Linked DNA regions of Homo sapiens: region 2 is linked to region 1. Evidence: chromatin loops called from intact Hi-C (ENCODE). Cell type or tissue: heart right ventricle. All regions are shown on one strand. Each heading gives the region's core, and the rest is flanking DNA. Links, peaks and the distances in the headings are about the cores only. Region 1 has its middle 120 kb from the start of WDFY3. Region 2 overlaps ARHGAP24 (Rho GTPase activating protein 24).

Region 1 (4,398 bases), core at 80-4,079:
CATCTAATCATCAAGTCCAATAATTTCTTCTTCATCTCCATACCACATGAACTTACTTTAATTTTGATTTTGTTGATCCATCTTACATCTTATACCACCACCACGTTTTGTTTAACTCTTTGTCTTCTTGTTACTCTTCATAAATATTTGGTAAGCATATGTAATTTATTTAATTTCTTCCTGTTTTTCATATACAACCAAAAATATGGGTGCTAGCCAAAGTCCTATGCTCTGGTGCTAGTGATCAAAACCCAATTCGGAACAACCGAAGCAATAACAGAATGTAGAGTGGGCCTCATTCATGGACTCCAATGTCATCATCAGACTCTCTCTGCTATGCGTCCTCCATTCTGTGAGTCCCATGTAATGACAAAGTTGACCACTAAGTGCTCTCAGCTTATATTATCTTTATAGCTAACAAGCTGGGGAGAAGCGACTACCTTTTTTCTGTTATCTTTACAGATAGCAGATGTTCCCAATAACTTTATAGATGTCTATAGTTACTTACTGGCCCAGCTTAGGTTCTGAGATCATCCCTGAATCAGTCACTACGATCAAGGGATGGGAGGACTTGGAATTACCAGTCTTGGATCACATACTCACTCCTGCAGTTGGGATTTGGGCCATGTCTCTCTCAGAAGCACATGACCTGAGAATGGGAGAGGATTGGGTCTCCAAAGTGATACCGAGTATCTTCCCTTCCTATTTTTTTATACGTATTCTTGGGTTATCATGTCAACTGCTGTAGCTTCTACTATTATCTATTAGTTGGTATTTTGCAAGTCTCATAATAAGAATGAGCCTAAATAAACTAGAAAGCCACTGGAAAATTAATTGGAGCTAGAGGCACTGCTCCAAAGGCAATGGTTGATACTAATGAAAAAAAAAAAAATAAAAGCATAACGTTCAAAGAGGATGTCACACTTATATGTGGTTTGCAAAGTATCACTACCAGATACCAAAGTATCACTACCGGAATCAGGCAAATCATAATAATTCAATAGCTGAGTAGGTAGATATTGCCAATATTGCCCCAATTCAGGTAGATTTCCAGGACTTCTTTGCAGTCTCAGAAGAAAGCCCGCCCGAGGCAGGTAAAAAGCAGGATCTGACCCTGCAGCTGAAGGAGGGCTGAGTGGGAACCAGAAGGGGCATCAGGGGCCTAGTCAGGCAGGTTGGTTTCCAGTAGAAGACCCTAGTCCTGGGGATAGACCAGGGAAGCAAATACATACGCTGGGAAGAACATAGAAAGTGGCAGACAGGAGACTAATACAGGTGGGACCGGTACAGAGAGGAGATGGGTATTGAAAAAGTAGTTGCTTGGGGTTACACTCAGGTTTTTTTTTTTTTTTTTTAATGTAACAAGTACCACAGCTCATTGTAAATATAACTTTGCTATAATCCAAAGTATTGTGAATACTCAAAGATAGGCTTTTGAGAACTTCTGTTCCTACCAATTGCATTTCAGTTTTCTTCTTTGTAAATAAAAAATTACAAACAAAACATTCAGGTTGAATTAGCTAATCTCTAAATTATCTTCTCAATTATACATACCTATAATTCTATGAGTATTCAAAAATATAATTAATAACTTAAGTGAGGGCAAAGATTTTTTTCTGGTTTTCTTTCTCCAATTAAGTCAATACCTAGAGCAGTACTTTACACAAAAAAAATTTCTTAAATTTGAAAGAACGTTGTGCATGGGAAAATAAAAAGTGGGCTATTGAATTTACTCTCCTCTGAATTAAGGAATAAGATTTAAAAATATTTTTGTAATATATGACATGAAAAGGGGATAATAAGTTTAACTGGAAACCTGTAGATTTCATAACTATTGTAAGAAAACTATGATAGTAGTAAGTCAAAGACATGTCTATTGCTAATTTTCAAACAAATTTGCTTTCGGTTTACTTGGCTGGCCCTTGATCTTGCCTTAAAGGAAGAAAGGAGGTGGACAGAATCCTAAGACAAAATGTTTATGTTTTAATATTAATTTTAATTAGCTTTAATTATTTAAAAAGTCCATTATACAGTATCATCCTGTGGACGACTTTTTACCACATGATGGTATAATGTAGGAAATTTTGATTTAAGTAAGAAATCAAGAATTTCAAGTTGTCTTTTTTAGAGCCGAAATCATACTTGTTGTTATCCTCAAGTTGTAAGACCAAATTTTGCCACTAGGTGGCAAGAGTTGCAAGTTGAAAGGCAGTGGTGTTACCAGACATGAAGTATACTGGCTGATGCGTACCTGTATACCAGCTTATTTTTGTGTGCAAGTATATTAATCTTAGAAACTCTTACTAGGAGAAAATAAATTTTATTTGGGTCTTTACTTCTGAAAGCCATATAATAAAATAGAAAACAGGCATAAGCTCTTAGAATAAAGAAAAGAACAATAGTTTCTCTTAATTGCAGTGATTGGATATTGAGCTAAAACATTAGGGAGCATAAGTAAAGTTAGCCTTAGGCAAAACTGCAAAGTGGTGGTTTCATTCTCCTCTCTGGTATCCCCTAGGAATCAAAAGAGATGGTTTTCAACTTTCCTCATTCTCTTTTAGAAAGTTCCCTCTCCCAGCTGCTGCTGTTCCTGCTGTCCCAGCTGCTCCATTGTGGGCACTTACCACACTGATTTTTAATTCTACCTTCATCAAAACATGCCTATTCTATGTCTCATCCTTCTGGAGTCAAAACCTTGAATGCAGGCTAATCAAAACACAAACCCATTTCCATATTTTAATAAGGACTTCAGATTTAATGGAGAAGTAGCTCAATTTTGTTTCATTGTGTTACTCCTCTCTTAGTAGATACACTACATTTCCAAATGGGTTCTGTTAGTCATGATCTGAGCAGGAAACAGAAGGCACGCTTGACAGATGGGGTAACTGGAGAGAATTTAGTAAAGGAACTAGTTAGTGAATTCCCTAAATGAAGAGCTCAGGGACATCAACAAGTGATAGGGAACCACTGTGGGACTATTCACAGTGAGAAATTATTACCATTCCTTGCCACGGAGTAGACACCTTCCATAAGGAGCTGTGAATATAGAGAGAAGACTGCAGCTACTACAAACCTGAGGCGCCCATGGGGAGTGTGTGAGGGGGATGGTGAGGATTAAGTATTCTGACTTTTCTTTCCTTCCACTGTCTGTCTGGTTTCCTGAGTTGCTCTTTATTGGGAAGATCTTAACCAGAAGCCGGAGGGCAAGGGAGCCTTGAGATGTGGTACACAGAGATCAACTCTTTGGGTCCAGAACAGGAAGAAGAAATTAGAGACTGAATCTGGAAGGGCAAATGAGAAAATCCACCCCAAGGGAACTTTGATAATAGTGCTTAAAAATGGCCTTTAAGTAGGGAGTTTCAACTGACCAGGCTTGTTGGCAAGTGGGCCTGAATTTATCACTCAGATCACATTAGCTGGGCAGATCAATGTTCTACAAATGTATTTTCTCCTGTCTTCAGATATACTTGGTAAATATCACATAGTAAATATCTATTAATTTATGATTGTCTTTGCATACCAACACATAACTAGGTGGTTTGTTAGGATATTTGATCCTAAAGATCTTGCAAGTGCTTTCTCTCATCTTCATTAGTGGTTTTTAATGTAGCAAAAAACACAATACTCTATCCCCCATAATTCTAAAAAAAGAAGCTTTGGGAATGCAAAAGTAAACACAAACTGTATTATTTACTATGCCAATTTAACAATTCCAGTTTTCATACAACATGTCCAAATCTTTTGTTAAAGAAACCTTCATGCCAGAATTCATTATATATACAGAAATATAGATCCAGGCAATTTCTACTACGCTAACTTAAGCTTGCCTGGTGGCAGAACTATAGCTTGAACAATAGCTAGCTTGATAGGCTAGTTCTTTTTCTTCCTCCATGCAAAATAGTTCTGCCACTTTTATACTGAGGAAAAGAACATAGACCACGAGAGGGACTGAGAAGCCAGAGAAACATACCCTGGAATCTCTCAGGTTTGGTTTGGAAGCTTTCACAAAGGATTGATATCAAGCACATGCTCAATATTTTGCAGACAGTAGACAATTTCTGCTCTACTAGGTCTTAAATAAAAATAATTAAAATTAAAACACAAAATGAATTTTCTTTTTTCTTTTTCCTTGGCCCAGATTGTTCTACTATTAGAAAAGATTTGTATGTCCTGAGAGAATCTGATAGCAAAGGTTTAGAAACGCTTTACCATCCCAGACTGCTAACTGCTTACTAGTATACTGAGGAGACATTTTATAAGTAATTTGGATTTTGGTCACCCTCTGACTTAGACCCTCAATTCTTCTGGTACTTACCACCAGGTTGCTAAGCATCTAGAGTAAACTAGGCCATCCTTGGTGCTCTTATTTCTTATTTTAGACATTCTGCAGGCAAATTT
Region 2 (4,398 bases), core at 165-4,164, 870 kb after region 1:
CAGATGGTATCAGCTGTTCAAGAAGATACATTTTGGAAGCGTTGGGAAGGTAGGGTCAAGAATGGCAGTGTGGTCACCATCCTAGCATTAACTGCTGGGCAACAGAATACGCTCTTAACAACACAGTGTTCAGGAGCAAGGACAGAGGCTTCATGAAGCCAGTAATTTTACACATTCTGTCCAAGAATCCTGTAAAACAACTGCTGTTTCAGGTCCCCCAGCTGCCCACCCACATACTCAGTTCACACTTCCCTTGTTCCTCTTTCTGCTATTCTCCCCTTTCACTTATTTTTCAAATTTGTTTTGGTGACTAAATAAACTGCAAGTCCACAGAGATAAAATGAAAAAATAAAAGCCTAAAATTTAGGAGACAGAAAAGCCAGACATATTTTAATTTAATCCTCTGGGAAGGAATTTAGGTCTGGGAATTACTGAACTGAGTTATGAAAAAGTGAACTTGAAAGTAGGGAGTACTACAGACATAGGAGAGATTTTTCAGTATCAGTATGTGTAAGAATGACTTAGAGAAATACCTTAAGATTCAGAAACCCAGACCCCACTTGCTCTCATTCTGATTTAAATGGTTGGAGAATGCCTAGGAATCTGCATGGTAAATCCACAGGCGATTTTTTTTTTTTTAATCTGCCTGTGCTGCCCAGAGGCAGGAACCCTGTCCTCTTAGTCATGGATTTATCATCTGCACCCAGCAGAGAGACTGGCAGAGAGCAGGCACGAGGTCAGGGCAGAGGGAGACTCATAGGCACTAGTGCAATTATTATAAGCATAAAGATGTTGAAATGAGGAGAGTGTCCAATGTGGAGGGGAGAATGAGATCTGGATTCCAAGGGAAGACAGGAGAAGGTGCTGTAAGGAGACGTAAATAAGCCCGTCCTCCAAGGCAAAAAGCTGGGGCCAGTGAGGCAACAGAGATCACTCTGACTGAGAGTTGGTTACAGGGATCAGAGGAAAGGAAGAGGAAACAGTGGAGGGCTCTGAAATCTGGTCTGTTCAGTCTAGGCTCTTGTTTTTGACAGAGCATATGTGCACTTTGCAATCAGAGATTGGAAAACCCATTTGACCACCATTGCATTAAAACAAATGAGCTGCCCCAAACATAACAAGAAAAAAAGATGTTTTGTTTAGGGCAGAAAAATCCATCATCTGCTGCTGCAAATTAAAATACAGGAGGTAGTTAGTAGATAAAATGTTCATCCTTTAAGGAAGAATAGTAACTTTATCAATAATAACCTACCTTGTGCTGGATACTATCCTGATTATTTCATTTAATCCTCAACTTCCTGAAGCTTCTATCTAAGATTACTCTGTTTATTCCCTTCAAGGCATTTGAGCTCCTTTAGTAGTTATCTTGTTTGTTTGTTTCTTTACTGCTTATCATCTGCCTTCCCCATGCCAATTTAAGCTCCTTGAGGGCAGGATCCTTACCTGTCCTGATGCTACACCCCTCTCTGAGCACAACAGCTGGCGTATAGTATGCACCAAACATTTATCAAGAGAATATCCTAATACCTACTTGTTTTACAAATGAAGATCCTTGCTCGTGCTCCCTTCGGCAGCACATATACTAAAATTGGAAGATCCTTGCTTGTTTTAATTTGTTCTAGCTTAGTATTTAAAATGCTCGGCAGCACATATACTAAAATTGGAAGATCCTTGCTTGTTTTAATTTGTTCTAGCTTAGTATTTAAAATGTTTGGCCGGGTGCAGTGTCTCACGCCTGTAATCCCAGCACTTTGGGAGGCCAAGGCGGGTGTATCACCTGAGGTCGGGAGTTCAAGACCAGCCTGGCCAACATGGAGAAACCCTGTCTCTACTAAAAAATACAAAAAATTAGCTGGGTGTGGTGGCGCATGCCTGTAATCCCAGCTCCTCAGGAGGCTGAGGCAGGAGAATCACTTGAACCCAGGAGGCGGAGGTTGCGGTGAGCCGAGATTGTGCCATTGCACTCCAGCCTGGGCAAAAAGAGTGAAACTCTGTCTCAAAAATAAATAAATAAATAAATAATAAAATGTTTGAGTGTTTGTACTGAGGCAGTGCTACACATTCTCATGGCTTTGCTGCTGCTGTTCAGTAGTAGAAGGGCTGCTCTCGGCCCAGAGCCCAGATCTCTTTCTAAACAGCAGAACCTGTCCCTTTTCTGTTTTAAAATCCAAGTCCCTATACATGACTATTTGAATAAGCCCATGCTCCCCCCGCCTACCCCCCACCCCGACCCTCAGCATGTGCTCCTTTCCAGTTGGAAGAGCCTAACAAATTCACCCAATTCCCCTTCCTTCTGGAGTTTTCCATGATCCCTGTATTATTTTCCTAGGGTTGCCATAAAAAAGCATTGCAAACTGGGTAGCTAAAAACAAAACAAAACAAAACAAAAACTGTAACTTATTATCTCATATTTCTGGAAGCTGAAAATCCAAATCAAGATGTCAGCAGAGCCATGCTCTCTCTGAAGGATTTAGGGAAGTATCTGTTTCATGCCTGTCTCTTAAATTCCGATATTTGCCAGCAACCCTTGTCGTTCCTTGGCTTGTAGCTACATAACTCCAACCTCTGCCCCCATCTCCACATGGCATTCATCTCCCAGGTAATTCTTATATGCATGGTCCTAAAACCATAACTTGGGAAATACTAGCTAGACTATCAGCTGCAGGAGTGTATGGTAAAGGACATTGATCATTAGAATTGATGTAACTCTGTTTCTTATATATGAAATGGGGAAAGGATAGCAGCAGAATCAACATCACACCATTACTGGGAGCAACATATCAGTTCTGACTGGGCTAGGCAAACCATATGCTATTGTGAGATAAACTATTTTCTGGGGTATAGAGTTGATGTGTAAAATACATGATTTCCTTCCTGCTGAATAGGGCCTGAAGTTTCAAGACAGCCTGAAAGATACACCCCTCCCTCTTTACACTTTATTCCATGCAAAAACTCAAACTCTAAAGATTTCAGTAGCAAACTGTACAGTTATAGAGCCTCAATATCATAGTGTGAATAAAAGATCTTAGGGCAGGGCTTGATGGAAGAAAGTGGAGAAAGCAAATGGTAGCTTGAGGGCATGTGAACCAGTAAAAGGGAGGAATTTACATTCTTAAAGAGTTGGAAAAGCAAAGAACTGACTCCCAGGAATTTGCCTAAGGCAAGCCCTGTGTGTGTAAATGGTAAACTGGCTACCTATTTTCAGCACACTAAATGATTTTCTGAAGTCAAGGAGAGGGGCTAGCCCCTAAAATCCTGAATAGCTGTTTATTTACAGTAACTCTTAACGTTCCTATTTTTTGATGCATTTCTTAAAGGTATGATGGTGTGACAAAATTTGATAACTATTGTCTTTAAGTATTTCTCAAACTTCTCTCATTCACATACTACCCTTGTTACCCGGGGGTTCTTGCTCCCAGAGCTCCCAAGATGGAGGTGGGCCGCTTCCAAAATGGTGGCGGGCCACTTTGAAGATGGTGGCAAGCCTTGTGCTCTCTGACCTGGGGTTCTTGGCCTCACGGATTCCAAGGAATGGAATCTTGGTCCATGCAGTCAGTGTTATAGCTCTATTAGAAGCCGTGGGTCATAGCTCTATTAGAAGCCGTGGGTCATGGAAGAGAACCGTGGAACCCAGTGACTAGTGTTCAGCTCCATTAGGAGGAACCCACTTAGCGATGCAGAACAATGGCAAGCCTTTAGCCCGATCGGGAGGGGCAATGGACGCCTCGCTGAATCAGGAGCACAGCCGACACCCAGCCAGGGTGGAAGTCAGCGGCAGGCAGCAAAAAGCAGTGGTGGATGGCGAGTGAAAACTCAGCTCCAGCCCTAACAAACACGGACCAGAAGAGAGTGCAGTTGCAAGATTTAATAGAGTGAAAACAGAGCTCCCATACAAAGGGAGGGGACCCAAAGAGGGTAGCTGTTGCTGGCTCAAATGCCTGGGTTTATATCCCGATCATAGTCCCTCCCGCTGTGCTCTCAGGCGGTAGATGATTGGCTATTTCTTTACCTCCTGTTTTTGCCTAATTAGTATTTTAGTGAGCTTTCTTTACTATCTGATTGGTCAGGTGTGAGCTAAGTTGCAAGCCGCTTGTTTAAAGGTGGATGCAGTCACCTTCCCAGCTATGCTTAGGGATTCTTAGTCAGCCTAGGAAATCCAGCTAGTCCTGTCTCTCACCCTCATGATTTTAGCCATTTCCATATAACGCCTGCACTAGGTTTACTGATATTTTTCTTTAAATGTATTCACAGTTTTCTTTATCAGTTTTGGGGTAAAAGGGAATTTATATATTATTGCTCTTTGAAAACCAGCACTACTTGCATAAACACGAGGTCAATGTAACATAAGCACAATGACAAGAACATGTTATTAAATGTCCCTGGACACAGCTTCTTTCT

The links. Hi-C counts contacts between places; a loop is a spot of excess contacts. Peaks named below come from ENCODE experiments on the same cell type or tissue, not always from the same donor. Only the 100,000 strongest peaks of a DNase experiment are listed, where the experiment ranks them.
Region 2: a loop joins it to region 1, with 2.9 times the contacts of the local background. A loop is called at or near these places in 17 of 110 quality-filtered maps.

Annotation. Positions count from the first base shown.
Region 1 is chr4:85,082,407-85,086,804 of GRCh38, forward strand. No RefSeq gene overlaps it. Among named protein-coding and RNA genes, the nearest start is that of WDFY3, 120 kb to the left of the region's middle. In heart right ventricle, for the core only: a CTCF peak has its summit at 2,181 (motif pointing right); no DNase peak of the experiment used is centred there; H3K27me3 peaks cover 320 bases.
Region 2 is chr4:85,953,013-85,957,410 of GRCh38, forward strand. The region is part of intron 5 of ARHGAP24 (Rho GTPase activating protein 24); the gene reads left to right. Among named protein-coding and RNA genes, the nearest start is that of MAPK10-AS1, 160 kb to the right of the region's middle. In heart right ventricle, for the core only: no CTCF peak of the experiment used is centred there; no DNase peak of the experiment used is centred there; H3K27ac peaks cover 432 bases.